Regions from separate parts of the Homo sapiens genome. Here region 2 is linked to region 1. A link is a loop called in an ENCODE intact Hi-C map of the cell type or tissue named here. Cell type or tissue: IMR-90. All regions are shown on one strand. Each heading gives the region's core, and the rest is flanking DNA. Links, peaks and the distances in the headings are about the cores only.

The links. Peaks named below come from ENCODE experiments on the same cell type or tissue, not always from the same donor. Only the 100,000 strongest peaks of a DNase experiment are listed, where the experiment ranks them.
Region 2: a loop joins it to region 1, with 4 times the contacts of the local background. A loop is called at or near these places in 6 of 110 quality-filtered maps.

Annotation. Positions count from the first base shown.
Region 1 is chr4:52,133,645-52,141,955 of GRCh38, reverse strand. No RefSeq gene overlaps it. Among named protein-coding and RNA genes, the nearest start is that of SPATA18, 86 kb to the right of the region's middle. In IMR-90, for the core only: no CTCF peak of the experiment used is centred there; no DNase peak of the experiment used is centred there; H3K27me3 peaks cover 143 bases.
Region 2 is chr4:51,891,752-51,900,062 of GRCh38, reverse strand. It overlaps DCUN1D4 (defective in cullin neddylation 1 domain containing 4), which reads right to left. Exons shown (of 11, transcript NM_001040402.3): 7 at 8,212-8,303; 8 at 685-793. Among named protein-coding and RNA genes, the nearest start is that of DCUN1D4, 53 kb to the right of the region's middle. In IMR-90, for the core only: a CTCF peak has its summit at 4,068 (motif pointing left); a DNase peak (open chromatin) is centred at 4,072; H3K27ac peaks cover 247 bases.

The DNA.
Region 1 (8,311 bases), core at 195-8,194:
ACAATCTGTATAAGTCTCTGCTTCCAATTGTCTGGAGCAAAATTCCTGAATCATATGGTAATTCTGTTTAATTTTTTGATAGCTGCCATATTGTTTTCTATAGCAGCTGCACCATTTTACATTTCTACCAACAATCCACAAGGGTTCCACTTTCTCCACATCCTAACCAACTCATGTTACTTTCTTGGGTTTTGGTTGATTTTCTTGTTTGTTTTATTTAAATGGCCATTTTTTTAACTTTTATTTTAAGTCCTGGGGTACCTGTGCAGTTTTGTTACATAGGTAAACTTGAGTCATTGGGGGTTTGTTGTACAGACTATTTCACCACCCAGGTATTAAGCCTAGTAGCTGTTAGCCACATTTCTCAATCCTTTCTCAGCTCCCACTCTCCATCCTCTGGTAAGCCCCAATGTGTGTTGTTGCCCTGTAGGTGTCCATGTATTCCATCATTTAGCTCCCATTTGTAAGTGAGAACATGTGGTATTTGGCTTTTCTATTCCTATGTTAGTTTGCCAAGGTTAATGGCCTCCAGCTGCATCCATAGTCCTTCAAAGGACATGATAGCATTTGTTTAAATGGTTGTATAGTAGTCCATGGTGTATATGTACCACATTTTCTTTATTCAGTCTACCATTGATGGACATTTATGTTGATTACATGACTTTGCTATTGTGAACATATGCACGCATGTGTCTTTATAATAGAACAATTTATATTCTTTGGGTATATACCCATTAATGGGATTTGCTGGGTTGAGTGGTAGTTCTGCTTTAAGTCTTTGAGGAATTGCCACGCTGTCTTCCACAATGGTTGAACTAATTTACTCTCCCCAAAACAGTGTAAAAGCTTTTCTTTTTCTCCACAACCTCACCAGCATCTGTTATTTTTTACTTTTTAATATAGCCATTCTGACTGGTGTGAGATGATATCTCATTGTGATTTTGATCTGCATTTCTCTAACGATCAATGATGTTGAGCGTTTTTTCATATGCTTTTTGGCTGCATACATGTCTTTTTTTGAAAAGTGTCTGTTCATGTGCTTTGCCCACTTTTTAATGGGGTTGCTTGTTTTTTTCTTGTAAATTTAAGTTTCTTATGGATGCTGGATGTCAGACCCTTGTCAGATGCATAGTTTACTAACATTTTGTCCCATCCTGTAGGCTGTCTGTTCAGTCTGTTGATAGTTTCCTTTCCTGTGCAAAAGCTCTTTAGTTTAGTTAGATTCCGTTTGTCAATGTTTACTTTCATTGCAATTGCTTTTAGTGTCTTTGTCATAAAAATCTTTGCCCATTCTTATGTCCAGAATGGTATTGCCTAGATTGTCTTGCAGAGTCTTCAAGGGTTTCAGTTATATATTTAAATCTTTACTCATTTTGAGTTAAATTTTGTATATGGTGTAAGGAGGGGATCCAGTTTCAATCTGCGTATAGCTAGCCAGTTCCCTAGCACCATTTATTGAATAAGGAATCCTTTCCTCATTGCTTGTTTTAGTCAGGCTTGTTGAAGATAGTTGTAGGTGTGTGGCCTTATTTCTGGATCCTTTATTCTGTTCCATTTGTCTACATGTCACTTTTGTACCAGTATCCTGCTGTTTTGGTTACTGTAGGCTCTAGTATAGTTTGAAGTCGGCTAGCGTGATTCATCCAGCTTTGTTCATTGTGCTTAGGATTCCCTTGGCTTCTTAGACTCTTTTTTGGTTCCATATAAATTTTAAAGTAGCTTTTTCTAGTTCTGTGAAGAATCTCGATGGTAGTTTAATAGGAATGGCATTGAATCTGTAAGTTGCTTTGGGCAGTGTGGCCATTTTTACAATATTGATTCTTCCTATCCATGAGCATAGAATATTTTTCCATTTGTTTGTATCGTCTCTGATTTTTTTGAGCAGTGTTTTGTAGTTCTCCTTGAAAAGATCTTTTACTGCACTAGTTAGCTGTATTCCTAGATATTTTATTCTTTTTGTGGCAATTGAGTATGAAATTGCATATTACCACCATCTTAATGGGTGTGAAGTGGCATCTCACTATGGTTTTGACTTGCATTTCCCTAAGGATTAGTGATGTTTAACATCTTTTCATGTGCTTATTGGCCATTTGTATGTCTTGAAAAAATATCTGTACAAGTCCTTTTCTCTCTCTCTCTTTTTTTTTTTTTTTTTTTTGAGACAGAGTCTTGCTCTGTCACCCAGTGGCATGATCTCAGCTCACTGCAAGCTCCACCTCCTGGGTTCATGCCATTCTCCTGCCTCAGCCTCCTGAGTAGCTGGGACTACAGGTGCCCACCACCACGCCCAGCTAACTTTTTGTACTTTTAGCAGAGATGGGGTTTCCCCCTGTTAGCCAGGATGGTCTCAATCTCCCGACCTCGTGATCCACCTGCCTCCGCCTCCCGAAGTGCTGGGATTACAGGAATGAGCCACCGCGCCTGGCCCCTTTTCTTATTTTTGAATTGGATTGTTTTGTTGTTGTTGAATTGTAGGAGTTCTTCCTATATTCTGGCTATTAACCCCTTATCAGATATATGATTTGCAAACTTTTTTTTTCCCCACACTGTAGATTGTCTTTTCCCTCTCTTGGTAGGGTCACTTGATATACCAAAGTTTTTAATTTTGATGAAGTACAATTTATGCATGTTTCCTTTTGTTGCCTATACTTTTGTTGTCATATCCAGGAAATCATTGCCAAATCCAATCACATGAAGATTTTCTGTTTCTGTTTTCTTCTGAGAGCTGTGTCATTTTCTCTCTTATGTTTAGGTCTTTGATCTATTTTGAGTTATTTTTTGTATATGGTATAAGATAAGGTTCCAACTTCATTCTTTTGCATGTGGATATTTCATTTTCCCAGCATCGTTTTTTAAAAGATTATTCTTTCCCCATCAACTGGCCTTAGCGCCCTTGTTGAAAATCATTTGGCCATATATGTGAGGGTTTACTTCTGGGCTATTTAGCTGATACCATTGGTTTGTATGTCTGTATTCTTGCCAATTCCACATTGTTTTTATTACCGAAGCTTTGTAGTAAGTTTAGAAATCAAGAATTGTGATCCCTTCAACTTTTTTCTTGTTTTTCAAGATTGTTTTGAGATTTCATTTGAATTTTAGAATGAGTTTATTATTATTATTATTATTATTATTATTATTATTATACTTTAAGTTCTAGGGTACATGTGAACAACGTGCAGGTTTGTTACACATGTATACATGTGCCATGTTGGTGTGCTGCCCCCATTAGCTCGTCATTTACATTAGATATATCTCCTAATGCTTTCCCTCCCCCCTCCCCCCACCCCATGACAGGCCCCAGTGTGTGATGTTCCCCTTCCTGTGTCCAAGTGTTCTCATTGTTCAATTGCCACCTATGGGTGAGAACATGCGGTGTTTGTTTTTTGTCCTTGTGATAGTTTGCTGAGAATGATGGTTACCAGTTTCATCCATGTCCCTACAAAGGACGTGAACTAGGATGAGTTTTTCTATTTCTACAAAAAAATTATTGGCATTTTGATAGGGATTTCATTGAATCTATAGATCTCTGGATGCTCACATCCTGTAAGTTAGAATAGTATGAGCTTCAAGTACACAAGCTCCATCTTCAACTTGAGAAGTAGAGAGGATCTAGATATAGGACAATCAGGCTTCCATTTGCTCTAAAATTTTCTTTGCTCTTTCCCTGTATCCATTTGTTCCTATGTTCACTTCCCTCACAGTCTCAAGCCAGTGGCCAATAGCAATAGGACAACAGGCTTTCTGCTTTGTATTCAGCAAGTTGGAAAGAAAAAAAAGTCTTCTTCAACCACGGAAGAAAATTTCTTCCTTATTATCTAATTGTATCACTTTTGATGTGAACCCAACTACCAATAAAGATAAAGGTAGATATTTATTTTTTTTAAAACTTTTGTTTTAAGTTCAGGGCTAGTTTTGTTATATAGTGCAGGTTTGATGTATAGATTATATATTATGTCATGGGGGTTTGTTGTACAGATTATTTCATCACCCAGGTATTAAGTTTCATACCCATTTGTTGTTTTTCCTGATTCTCTCCCTCCTCCCAAACTTCACCCTCCAGTAGGCCCCAGTGCCTGTTGTTCTCCTCTATGTGTCCATGTGTTCTCATCATTTAGCTCCCACTTATAAGTGAGAACTCATGGTATTTGGTTTTTCTGTTCTTGTGTTAGTTTGCTAAGAATAATGGCCTCCACCTCCATCCATGTTCCTGCAAAGAACATGATCTCATTCATTTTTATGGCTGCATAGTATTCCATGGTGTATACATGTCCCATTTTCTCTATCCAGCCTACCACTAATGGACTTTTAGGTTGATTCCACGAATTTGCTATTGTGAATAGTGCCGCAATGAACACAAACACACACGTGTCTTTATGACAGAACGATTTATATTTCTTTGGGTATTTACCAAGTAATGGGATTGCTGGGTCAAATGGTAGTTCTGTTTTTAGGTCTTTGAGGAATCAGCACACTGTTTTCCACAATGGTTGAAGTAATTTACACTGCCACCAACAGTGTATAGGCATTCCTTTTTCTCCACAACCTCACTAGCATCTGTTATTTTTTGACTTTTTAATAGTAGTCATTCTGATTGGTGTCAGATGGTGTCACTGTGGTTTTGATTTACATTTCTCTAATGGTCCATGATATTGAGCTTTTTTTCATATGCTTGCTGGCTGCATGTATGTCTTCTTTTGAGAAGTGTCTGTTCGTGTGCTTTGCCCACTTTTTAATGGGGCTGTTGGTTTTTCTCTTGTAAATTTGTTAGGGTATCATATAGATGCTGGATATGAGAACTTTGTCACATGCATAGTTTGCAAACATTTTCTCGCATTCTGTAGGTTGTCTGTGTTCTGTGTTGATAGTTTCTTTTGCTGTGCAGAAGCTCTTTCATTTAATTAGATCCCATTTGTCAATTTTTGCTTTTGTTGCAATTGCTTTTCAAAAGACAGAAATTTTTTGCCTTAGTTCCTGAACCAATCATAGTTGTAAGAATTACTACAACTGGCTTAAAATAATCAGATTACATCACTGGAGGTCAAGATGGGAGTCACTTTCCAAGCAGTGCAGAGAAAAAGCAGTTGACTAATTAGAATTATGGTTCTATCAGAGGGGAAAGTGATGGGGATAAATGCTGGGTATTCCAGCAGTAGTGTCCCCTAGATTTCTACTTCCTAGATCTCTATAAGTGGGGTAGGGGTTATGAATAACAAGAGATGTATTCTCTTTGTCTAAAACAAGTTCTGAAATATTGTAGGGGTATACTACTGTGGAATTATGGTGATTTTACTTAACAATAGCAATGAATTATGTAAAAACACTAAGAAATCTTTAAACACATTAAACAAGCTCAAAAATCCTAAATTCAAGCCAGTAAGTGGAATAGTGTTTATGCCTCAAATTTAAGAAATAATATTTTGTTTAAGTCAATATGTGGGTGTACAATGGTGGTAACAATAATGAATGTGTGGTACTTCAAAATTTTCACAACTCCATTCTAATCTATTTTCCGGTGTGATTATGCTTAAAAGAGTGCCACAACTAAGGGAATCATTCTGCCCATTTGATTTTTAAAATATTTCATTTTCATTGGTTATGCAACCACTATTATATGGAGATATTTGGCCTCCTCAAGTGCATTCTGGTTTCAACAAGCTGGTTGAGATGGCCCTGAGAGGAATGGAGGGAAAATCAGAGGCTGCTCATTTTAATTCGAAAAAAGAAGAAAGATCAACTATTTCTATAGTTCTTCGTACAAGAATCAACTGAAATTAAATAATCTTATGTAAGTATTGACAACATTTTTTCCTCTTTGTGAAATAGTTGCTGCCTCTAAACTTGGGAAAAAGTCAATATATTTAATTAACTTTATTATTAAAATATGATTTCATCAATGTAAAATATTTTTAAATTACTCAGTCCAAATAGAGCCAAGCCAGTGTTTTATCACTATCAACAAAACCAGATTAAAATACATCAGAAGCATTCAGTTGGTTATGGATATGGTGACTCTGATGATAGTAATCTCAGAGTTTTCCTATGGAAAGAGTCATGGTTCAATAGACATATATAACTAGCAGTACATCATTCAGTTTGCCAGAATGAAATTCTCAGAATAGTCATTTTGTTCCTATGACTACAGTAAATCCCTTTTGAATGTTTATGATACCTGTTGAAGGATGCTCACATTAAAGAAAGTCAAAAATATAAATTCAGAAAGTCCAACAATACACAGATTTGTAATAGCCTAAGACAAGTTAGGCTTAATAGAGTTTATGGGATGTGCTCTTTAAGTTAACTTAGACCTGTGTGCACTGTGAACAAATCAATATTTCCATAAAATCTAGTAATTTTTACATCTCCAATTTATGCATCCTCCTGTAAATTGGAGATCTGTTTCTCTAATGGGTCCAAAGAGAGAGCCCACCAAGGAAAGGGCTGTCATAATATGAGGCAGAACATTTTACAGCTTATGTTTCATTTCAATGATCTCTTTGCTTCCTGTGGATGTCTGATTTATTACTGCTGTCAAGAAAACGCCACAGTTTCCAGTAAGAAGCTGAAGAAAGACTCAGCCACCCACATCCCAGTTGGCCAAGGTTCCCGCCACATGGCATCTGTAAAAATAGGAGTGATAAAGTTCTGGTTTCCAATTTTAGCTGAGGAAAAATCAAGCTTTCAATTTTTCCTATCCATCTAGTTGTTATATCCCCTTTGAACCACAAGTTTTAAAATAATAACTCCAAGAATATTATAAACTAATGAGCTAAAGACTTTATGCGAATAAATAAATTTTCAAAAAATATATTATTCCACACTAAATAATCTCCCACATCTCTACAAAGCAGATTTAGGAAAACAATCCAAATTTCAAATAACCAAAATCCTCAAGAAATCAACATCTGCGGGGAAAGACAGGTATACTGGAAAGAAAACATGTATTTTAAAATGTTCAATCTGACACATTCTAGCTAAATAAAGCCTCATAAGTTTATTCAGAAGACTTTATGTCTACTAATTACATGCATCAAGTTTGCAGAAAGCCTACAATTTTGCATTTCATCAGAAAGTTTTCAGGTTTATAAATATGTTTGGGAATGTTGAGGCTCAATCTTAGTTTTGGATTCATTTTGGGAGGCTGTAGTTGGCAGACCGATAAATACAAACCCTGGGAAGTTTTACAAGTGGCTCCTGAATGTGCCAGTAGAGGACATGTGCCAGTAGAGGACACTGTTCATTTCCTACACAGAACTCTTTCCCCCTTCTTCCTCCTACCAACTTTGGTTGAGCTCCCTCAGTAGCAGACCCTCCAGCAAGGACTTGGGTACAAGTTGTTTGGTTGAGAGGTGATACCAGGAAATACTGGTAAGCGTGTGAGGAAGTGATCCAGGAAAGAAAAGAAGCCAACACAGACTATATTAATGAGCAAATCATCTCTGTGGGCAACTGGAACTCCATACCACTGGGAACCTGTGTGAAATGGAGTAGAACATAACTTAGAGTTTTTCCACCAAGGGACAAGGAAGCTGCGGTACTGTCCTTCAGTTCTCATCTATCACCAACTGAGGGCTCCTTCCAGGAACATTAATTCCTCAGCACTTTTCAGCCTACTCCAAGCAGACCATGCAAGCTCCCATAGCCAGAGAAATTCCTCAGAAAGAGAGTCACAGATACTTGCAGTAGGAAGTTACCAGTGTGCACCAGAAACAGTGCACAACAAGACAATAAGGGCAGGTCACTAATCGCCTCTGATACACTCAACAAACTCCGGGTTTGTCCAGGTATCCACTTCTCTCAAAAACCACCATTGCCTTGGGGGAATGAGGCATCTCCAGTTCTGAAGATGGGCCAGGTTGACATATCTCATCGACATTCACAGTGATTTCGGGAATGCATATGCAATTTAGGTCTGCCCAGTAAGGTGTGGTTAGAGTTCTTCAGGACAGATGAGGGGTTTTGGGCAAAGTGTCTTGTTCCTAAAGCAGAGTGTTAACAACGCATTTTCTCTTTCTCCTGAACATTGCCCTGTCTGGAGGTGAGTGCTGGATCTGCTGCAGCCATCTTGCTACCTACCTGAGAAAGAAACCAGCATTGAAGGGAGGTGCAAAGAACCTGGATCCTGAATCAACCAAGCCTGAATCCTGTCTAACCTCTGTACACACTGTTTATGACCTAATTTATTCCCTCATGTTTATGCCAACATCTTTTGAGGTTTCTGTTACTTGCAACAAAAAAGCGATCCTTCTTTGCTAGGGCATAACATGGGTGACTTTTACTCCAGTTCACAAGAAGCTCCTCATTTCCATCTGAG
Region 2 (8,311 bases), core at 39-8,038, 240 kb after region 1:
TCATTTCAGAATAAATTGTAATTGTATGGGATATAGATTTTGTTTGAATTGAGTATGATGCCAACTGGTGCTTCAAAATTCTCTATGTATGGTGACTAGGCTGAAAAGTAAGATTTTTATTTCACTCCAAGGGAACCACTTTCACATACTTCGACTTGACTCACTATGTGACAAATAGGGTAACTGCTTTTCAAAACGATGATTAGAAAAATACATTTAAGTAATGTATTACATTAAGTAATGTAAGAAATTAGCTTACGTCTAAAATTCACATGATTTCCAAATACAATAATAGCACCCACGGTGAATCTGAATTAGATATGATTAGCTTATTCTAGTAAACTCAACAGGAGAAGGTTTGTTGTTCTGTGAGAAGGAAAGCTTTTCCAACCTTATCTAAGAGACATTTAAGACAGTGTGTATTGCATGCCCATGTCACTTTTAAGCCAATTCCAAGAGCCAGTAAACGTCTGCCACTAGAGCTTTTTGCTGACCTACAGAATGTTTGACCAGAATCAAACTTAGTTTTCAAAAGCATACATGTAGAAAGAAATACTAACTAGCATCCTGGGAGTTAACTTATTCAAGTTTTTTTGCTGTGGCATGTAAAAACTAACCTCAAAAGGCAATTTAAAAAGGGGAGGGAAGAGAGGGAAACATCTGGATAGGCTCCAGAGAACTCACCCGTGCAAAGTCAAACGCATATCTGTAAATAAGTTTAAAGTTTGTAGAATCATTTAAGAATGATCTTAAGTAATCCAAAGTATTTCTGAGTTTTTCTGTTGTATCACATCTAGAAAAACAGAATAAAGGCAAATTATGACCTGAGTTCATTTATTTATTTTTTTAATAGAGGCAGTAATATAAACACAATACCAAAGGAAAGAACAAATCCCTGAAGTTGAAACACATCCATAACCTATTTTTTCTACACTTAAAAAAAATTTTAAATGTACAGAAAAGTTGAAAGAATAGCAAATAACCACTCATATACCATCCCCTTGATCCAGCAATTAACCTTTTTTATATTTATGTACTCTCTCTCATATACATATACATTTTTCTATACCATTTAAAAGTTGCAAACATAATGAAACTTCATCCCTAAGCACTTCAACACCATCAACAATCTTACTACTGTATCAATGTTAACTTTCTTAGCTGATATACAACCACCTGCAAATTTCCCAATTATTCCCCAATTTCTTTTATAGCTGCTGTTTTCAATCAGGATCCAATCAAGGATCATGCGCTGCTTTTAGCTGTCATATTTCCTTAGTCTCTAGAAGAGTTCTCTGCCTTTTTCTTTCTTGACAATGTCATTTTTGGAGACCAGACCACTTGCTTTTGTAGAATGTCCATCTGTCAGATAATGTCCCTATGATTATATTTAGATCCAACACTTCTGACAAGATGTGTGTCCTTCATCATGTCTGTCTGTCCCTGTTCCATTATTGGTGGATTCCTATGGTTATGGTGGTGTCCACCATTTTCCATTTAAAGGCAATTCTTCCTCTTTGAAATAGTAAGTATCTACAGGATGATACTTTGAGACTATAAATGTCCAGTCCCCAATAACATTTCACTCAATGTGTATTGTACACCACTTAAACTTCCTATTTTCCTCCTGCCTCAGTATCCCCACAAATAAGCAATGAACATCCTACCCAGGAGACCAAGTCCACTAGCGGTAAGTCTGCCCCCCTGCCACAAGGTCCCCTTCTTACACTCCCCTGACTATGACTGAGTGACATCCACACATACCAATCTGACATCCAGGGAAGGCACTTGCCCATGGGTCCTCACTCTCTCTCAGTTCCCCACCTGCTTAGCGGAGCCCACTCCCTGGGAGCTCCTCCCATATAGCTCCCTGTGTGGCATGCCATGCTTCCCTCTCTAGGAACTGAGAATAAAATAAATCCTTTAATCTCCTATTCCTCTCCCAGTAGAAGTTCTGTGGCCAGGTTGGAATGATCTCTAAAGACCTCACAAGGAGGACATACTCCTGACAACACACAATGGTTATAGCATCCATTGGTGATACCTGCCTGAATCAGTAACATCTGAATACCCAAGATGGTGATTTTCTAATCCTATCATTCCTTCTACATTTATTGGCTATAATTCTTCTATAAAGAAGAGCTCCACACATGACCTTCTTATTTTCTGGACTTAGGATTTTTTGCGTCTAATTCAGTGTGTTATAATCTGTTACTGTCATTACTCTTTTTGATTGTAGAAACTTTCCCCATTTGGGCAGTAGCCCCCTAAAGCTGGCTCCAATTTCCTTCTGACATGTCCCCCACAAGTCTCTGAGCATTTCCTTGCTTTCTGGCACAAGATGGAACAGCTCACCCTGTTCTTACCCTATTCCAGACTTGAAATCAGCCATTTCTCCAGGGAGCCTTGGTGATAATAACCTGTTTTTACCAGTAAGTGATACAGTGTTTACTTTTCATAAGCAAGCATACTTATTGGTTATTTTTACAAACTAATTTTGTTTGCAATATCTAGCCCTTAAAAATGAGAATCAAGAGTCACCATTTTCACCAGCAATATTAAAGATTTTCAACACTGAATACGTATTTTCTCTATAGATCTTTAACCTACTAAGTACAGATAATACATACACCAAGTATTATCAATATATTTTGTATACTGTATGAACTAAAATGGTTCATAATAGAGCACACGAATCTATTTTTAAAAACAAGCCTGTGAAAGCTCCTTCTTTGTACCTAACTACAAATAAGTCCTTATGATCTCTTTGTTGATATGATAAACTATCTAAAAGCCTGCAATTATATTAAATGTTTAATTTCTATGAAACAGAACAATTTAGAAAGCCCCTTATTTCTTCCTAATGTGGAAAATAAAAAAGATTAAAATTAGGCTATTTTAGAGTCGGAAAAGACTTCTTCAAGAGAATGACACATAAGCTAAGAGAGTTGAGAGATAAGCAGGAACTAGATATTTTGGAGAGGTGGGAAAGGCTCTCTGTCTATTAGGAACAGCATAGGCAAAGGCCCAGAAGCAGATGGGAGTATGGTAAGTCCAACAGACTTAAAAGACAGCCACTGTCGCTGGAGTGGATAGAGGAAGTGGGAAAGAGGTATAAGATGATGCTGAGAGGAACATGGGGTCAGTCTCATAAAAGGCTTTTGTAGTCCACAGTGAGGGTTTTTAAAATTACATCCTAGGAACAATGGAGGCCACCTGCCACTATGAGAAAGACCACGATCAGGGCTGCATCTTGACAAGCTCACTCTTGATCTCCATGGAGAAGGACTGGTGGGAAGGAAAAGAGATATTGAGAGCCAGTTAGAGATCTAGTGCCAGAATCCCAATGAGGGGGTCACAGGGACTAGAAAGATACACAAGAAAGCAGTAAACAGGAGTAAGTTTGGGAGGCAGGGCTGAATTCGCACTATAGGGTTAGATTTTCTACTGTAGGGTTAGATTTTTTTAATGGTGTGTATATAATAATATAATATTAATAATAATCGGAGAGGGTCAAAGAGGAGGGAAACTGGGTAACCCAAAAACATAAGGTCGAGGTCCCTGTTCTTCACCGGAAAGAGGGTCAAGGACCAAAGCCATAGATTTGACTGGTAGTTTAGTTTAGTCCTGTCTACGAAGAAGAAGAGCGGTTGTTTGTTTTAACAGATTCAAGAGCAGGAAGCACTCATTTAGATAACTACCCCATAGTTAAAAGAAAATAAAGTTAGCTGTAAACTCTAGGCAGAGCTATGAGAAGAAATGTGAAGTTCTGCAGCATGCCTGGGAGCAAGCCCAACATCCTGGCAAAAAGATGTCCCTATGTTTGAAAGATGCTCAGAGATCCTGTCTGAAATGCAGGAAATGAACAGTTCTTGTGCTTTAAACATAAAAAACACAAGTAATATTACTAACTCTGGTACCCATTAAAAACCTGGGGTTGGGAGCTAATGTTGCCAATACAGAGTTTAATCTGCTTTAAAGGGTGTCTTGAACACACAAAGCCCCTGGACTGGCCCCCAATAGTGAAACAGGCTGCTGAGTCACCCTGTCCAGAACCACAGGTTGCCATCTAGTGGCCACTCAACGTACACATCTTCAGAGGACTCTAGAGCCTGGCTTGGGACATGTAAGCCACCAATGTGACCTCAGAAAGCAGTCACATCTTCAACTCAAGTCTTCCCACATGTTTCTGTGTACCATGTATAAAAAAATGTGTAGAAGTCACAGTGACAGTGCCACGCTTCTAAGGAACACCATTTCCCAACACAAAAAAATGCACACAATGTAAGATAATTTCTTTTTGAGTTTGCTGCTCTAACAGATTTGTAAGGACAGAAATCAACACAGTAATCATCGAAGTTTATAAAATCAGAGGTAGCTTTCCCCTATTACCCAGGAAAAGGCCCCTGCCCCTTCACTTAGTATTTTTCCAGCCCATCATCAGTTTATTGCAGTTAATTAACAATTGTCACTGTTTTTTTTTTTTTTTTTTTTTTTTTTTTTAAGTTTAAGCACCACAATTAGCTTAATTCATCAGACCAAAACAGGAGCTGTGTCTTCTCTGGCAGGGGAATGATCTCAGGAGTGCAAGGATAGATGTTCCCTACCAGCTGCCGGCCTAAGTCCAAACTCTCATACCACCCACGTCCTGCCCCAGGCTCACAGGCCCTAGGGAAGCCAAGCACACAATTCCTCTGAGAGCCCAGGCATAAGCCATAAGCCATACTTCACCACCCTAGTTTAAGGATGCTACCAGAGACACCCAGGAAATGACAGAAATGATTAAAAACTCTGGTTTCACAGCCGATGGGCTTTCTGTTTCTATCACACTCCCATCATACAGTAACCTTTTTTTTTTTTTAACAGCATTTTAACCAAATATAATGAAGGGTCTGAATGTTTGTATCCCCCTGAAATTTGTAGGTTGAAATCCTCACCCCCAAGATGATGGTATCAAAAAGTGGTGCCTTTGTGAGATTATTAGGTCCTGGGGGCAGAATCCTCCTGAATGAGATTAGTTAAGAGACCCAAGGGCGCTTGTTTGCCCCTTCCAACATGGGAGGACCCAGTTAGAAGGCACCATCTATGAATCAAAAAGCAGGCTGTCACCAGACACCAAATCTACGGCATCTTGGTCTTGAACTTCTGGGCCTCCAGAGAAATAAAATTCTCTGGAATTTTATTTATAAGCCACCCAGTCTAAAACATTCTGTTATAGCTGCCTAAATGGCCTAAGACATATATGAATACATAAAAATATTTTGTTCTATACTTGTTAATTCTAGTTTGAGATCAAAATATTTCATTAGATAGGTTTAATAAAATTAAAATGAGCAAAAATAGAAAAGAAATCCAAAATAGAAGACAAAATAGTTTAAAGATCGACTACTTTCTGCCTTTAGAGCACATAAATGATTACTCTCTGGGTTTTCTTGTGTACTAGGTGCACATACTTCACAAATACAATGCTTATTTAGTTACTTTACTGGCATAAAGACAAGTGACCTTATGACTTCTGGATCTTTTGTCTGAATATTGTTTATAAGCCCCTCCTCTTAATGGACTTTATCTTACTCATGGTTTTTGATTCCCTAGGGCCTGGAATACTACACTTGGCACATCACTGTCATTCAAACATTTGCCAAACAAATGACTAATCTAGAAAGGTTGGAAGGTGGGGGTGGGAGGGTAGGCAGAGGTTCTTAAACTTGAAGTTGGACTATTTTTGAACTACAAAGAACCTTAAAAGTTATTCTGAATAATTATCTCCACCTCACTGATGAGGACACTACAAAGAACCTTAAAAGTTATTCTGAATAATTATCTCCACCTCACTGATGAGGACATCAACTTCAGAGTTTCATACCACAAAAAGCAAGCGGTTCCTCCATGCCTTTACAGTGGATCAGGCTTGTCACTAAACCCTGAATTGCAAGGATCAAGTGGCAATCACCCTGAGAACCCACCTGCCACCACCTGCATCATACAAAGTGGCAAGCAAGGTTCCCAACAAACAGCCTGAAGGAGTACCCTGGACTCAGAACGCAGACGCAGACCTCTTCCAGGAAATTGCTTCTCACTTCCCAGGAGATAGGGCCCTCAAAACACATGGGCAAGGTCTGGTATCAGGTAATATTCTTTTGTAGAGGGACATTCTTTCGTAAAGAACTCAGTACTATACAAACTGGGTATCACACCTTCTTAAGACAAATAAAAATGGACCTGAAAATGTTGATGGTGCCTCGTCTGAAGGCTTGAAATAAAATCCTGATATGCCCATGCCTTCATCATCACAAGGACACTTTAAAAAGCAGCCATCGGCTGCTCTACTCAGCAATGATGGTCAGGCACGGTGGCTTACGCCTGTAATCCCAACACCTTGGGAGGCTGAGGCGGGCAGATCACTTGAGGTCAGGAGTTCGAGCCTAGCCAACATGGCGAAACCCCGTCTCTACTAAAAATACAAAAATCAGCCGGGCGTGGCGGTGTCTGCTTGTAATCCCAGCTACTCGGGGAAGCTGGGGCACAAGAATCACTTGAACCCGGGAGGCGGAGGTTGCTGTGAACTGAGAGCACGCCACTGCACTCCAGCCTGGGCGACAGAGGGACATTCCGTCTCAAAAAAAAGAAAAGAAAAGAAAAGAAAAGAAAAAGGAAGCAATGAAGAAAAGTGAGAAAAATAATGAAAAAACGAGTGAATAGGATTAAAATCATAAGGAGATGTTCCCCCAAAAGGATACACAAGTTTTAAAAGATTTCAGAGAATTTAACTCTAAAATTCTAGAACACACTCTGATAGGAAAGTATATTTGTAAAAGGGTGGTTTGGCTTTTACCTAAAACTCATTTGTCATCAGATAATATTGTTAGAAGGAAGAATGTGATTTAAGAATCAGAAGTCTTAAGTGTTCTTCCCATCTCTGCCACATTCACACATCACCGATCCCCTCTATGCCTCAGTCTCCTCATTTGTAACATGTTCAGGATAAAATCTGATCTGTCTTCTTCACAAAGTAGCTATGAGGCATTCAAATGGGAGAATAGTGAACAGTCTTCATAAACTACTAAAGCACAATGCGAAAGCATTCTCAACAATAACAAATGGACAGTGATATTAAAAGTGGACAAATTCCAAAATTATTTAAATAAAACCATTTCAACTCAAATTTTAATCCAGTAAAAATCAAGATCTATTATTCCTAAAGTGAAAAGAAAGTCATCCCAATTACTTTAGATTAAAATTACTATGTTAAGAATTAGCACTTCATCGTCAATGCTATTTGAAACATTTAGTTATCCACTTCAACTGTATCTTTCAAGGCCTAATATAGAATGACAATTTGTTTTCTTGAATGAAACTGAGCAAATACACAACACACAGGCGCATGCACACACGCACATATTGCATACACAAGGCAAATACATAAAACCACTGATTTTTCTTATCCTGGGTCAGGTTACACAAACCAAATCTTTTTAATTTTTTAAATCACTGGAGTAATGAAGTTTTAATTTTGCCCAAAGCTAAAATCAGAATATATAGAGATATCAAATATTTTAACTTACAAGTTATACATTACTCAACTTTTTCTCACTAAGTATAAACCAGATGCCAGTAAGTCTTTGCCTTTTAAGCTCTAAAACTGCACCGTTCAACTCAATAGCCACTGGCCACATGTGACTACTGAGCACTTGAAATGTGGTTAATACAAATGGAGATGGATCACAAAATAAACCCCAGATTTTGAAGACTAACCATGAGAAAAAAGAATATAAAAATATCTCATTGATTTCTTAAGAATATTGATTACATGTTGGAATGAAAATATGTTGGACTGTTTGGGGTTAATAAAATAGATTAAAGCTGATTTTACCTGTTTCTACTTTTACATGTAGCTATTAAAAAATCTTAAGTTACATAGAGGTGGCTTTCTCGTATGAGAAAATGTTGGTCTGTTTCTCCTGGAGAGAGCTGCTCTACAAGAATACCAACACACTCTCTCGCTCCAAATACACATATAGACACTTTATAAATTTGCCCAGAATAGTCCTCAAAATGGGTCTTAGTCTTTACATCTTTGGCCACTGGGGAAGCTTGGCCAGACCACCTGACTTCCTTCCACTCACTCAATCACCTCCTGAAGTCCTAGGGAGGAAGGAGGCAACCACCTGGGAAGGGCAGGGACCCCCACTAGTGCAGCCTAGGACTTACTGGAGAGAAGTCATTCCTTTTAACCACTCCTGTAGAGTAAAATAACCCATGTTTTGTGCATCCAATTTCCAAGCTAGGACAAGCATAACTACCTGTTAAA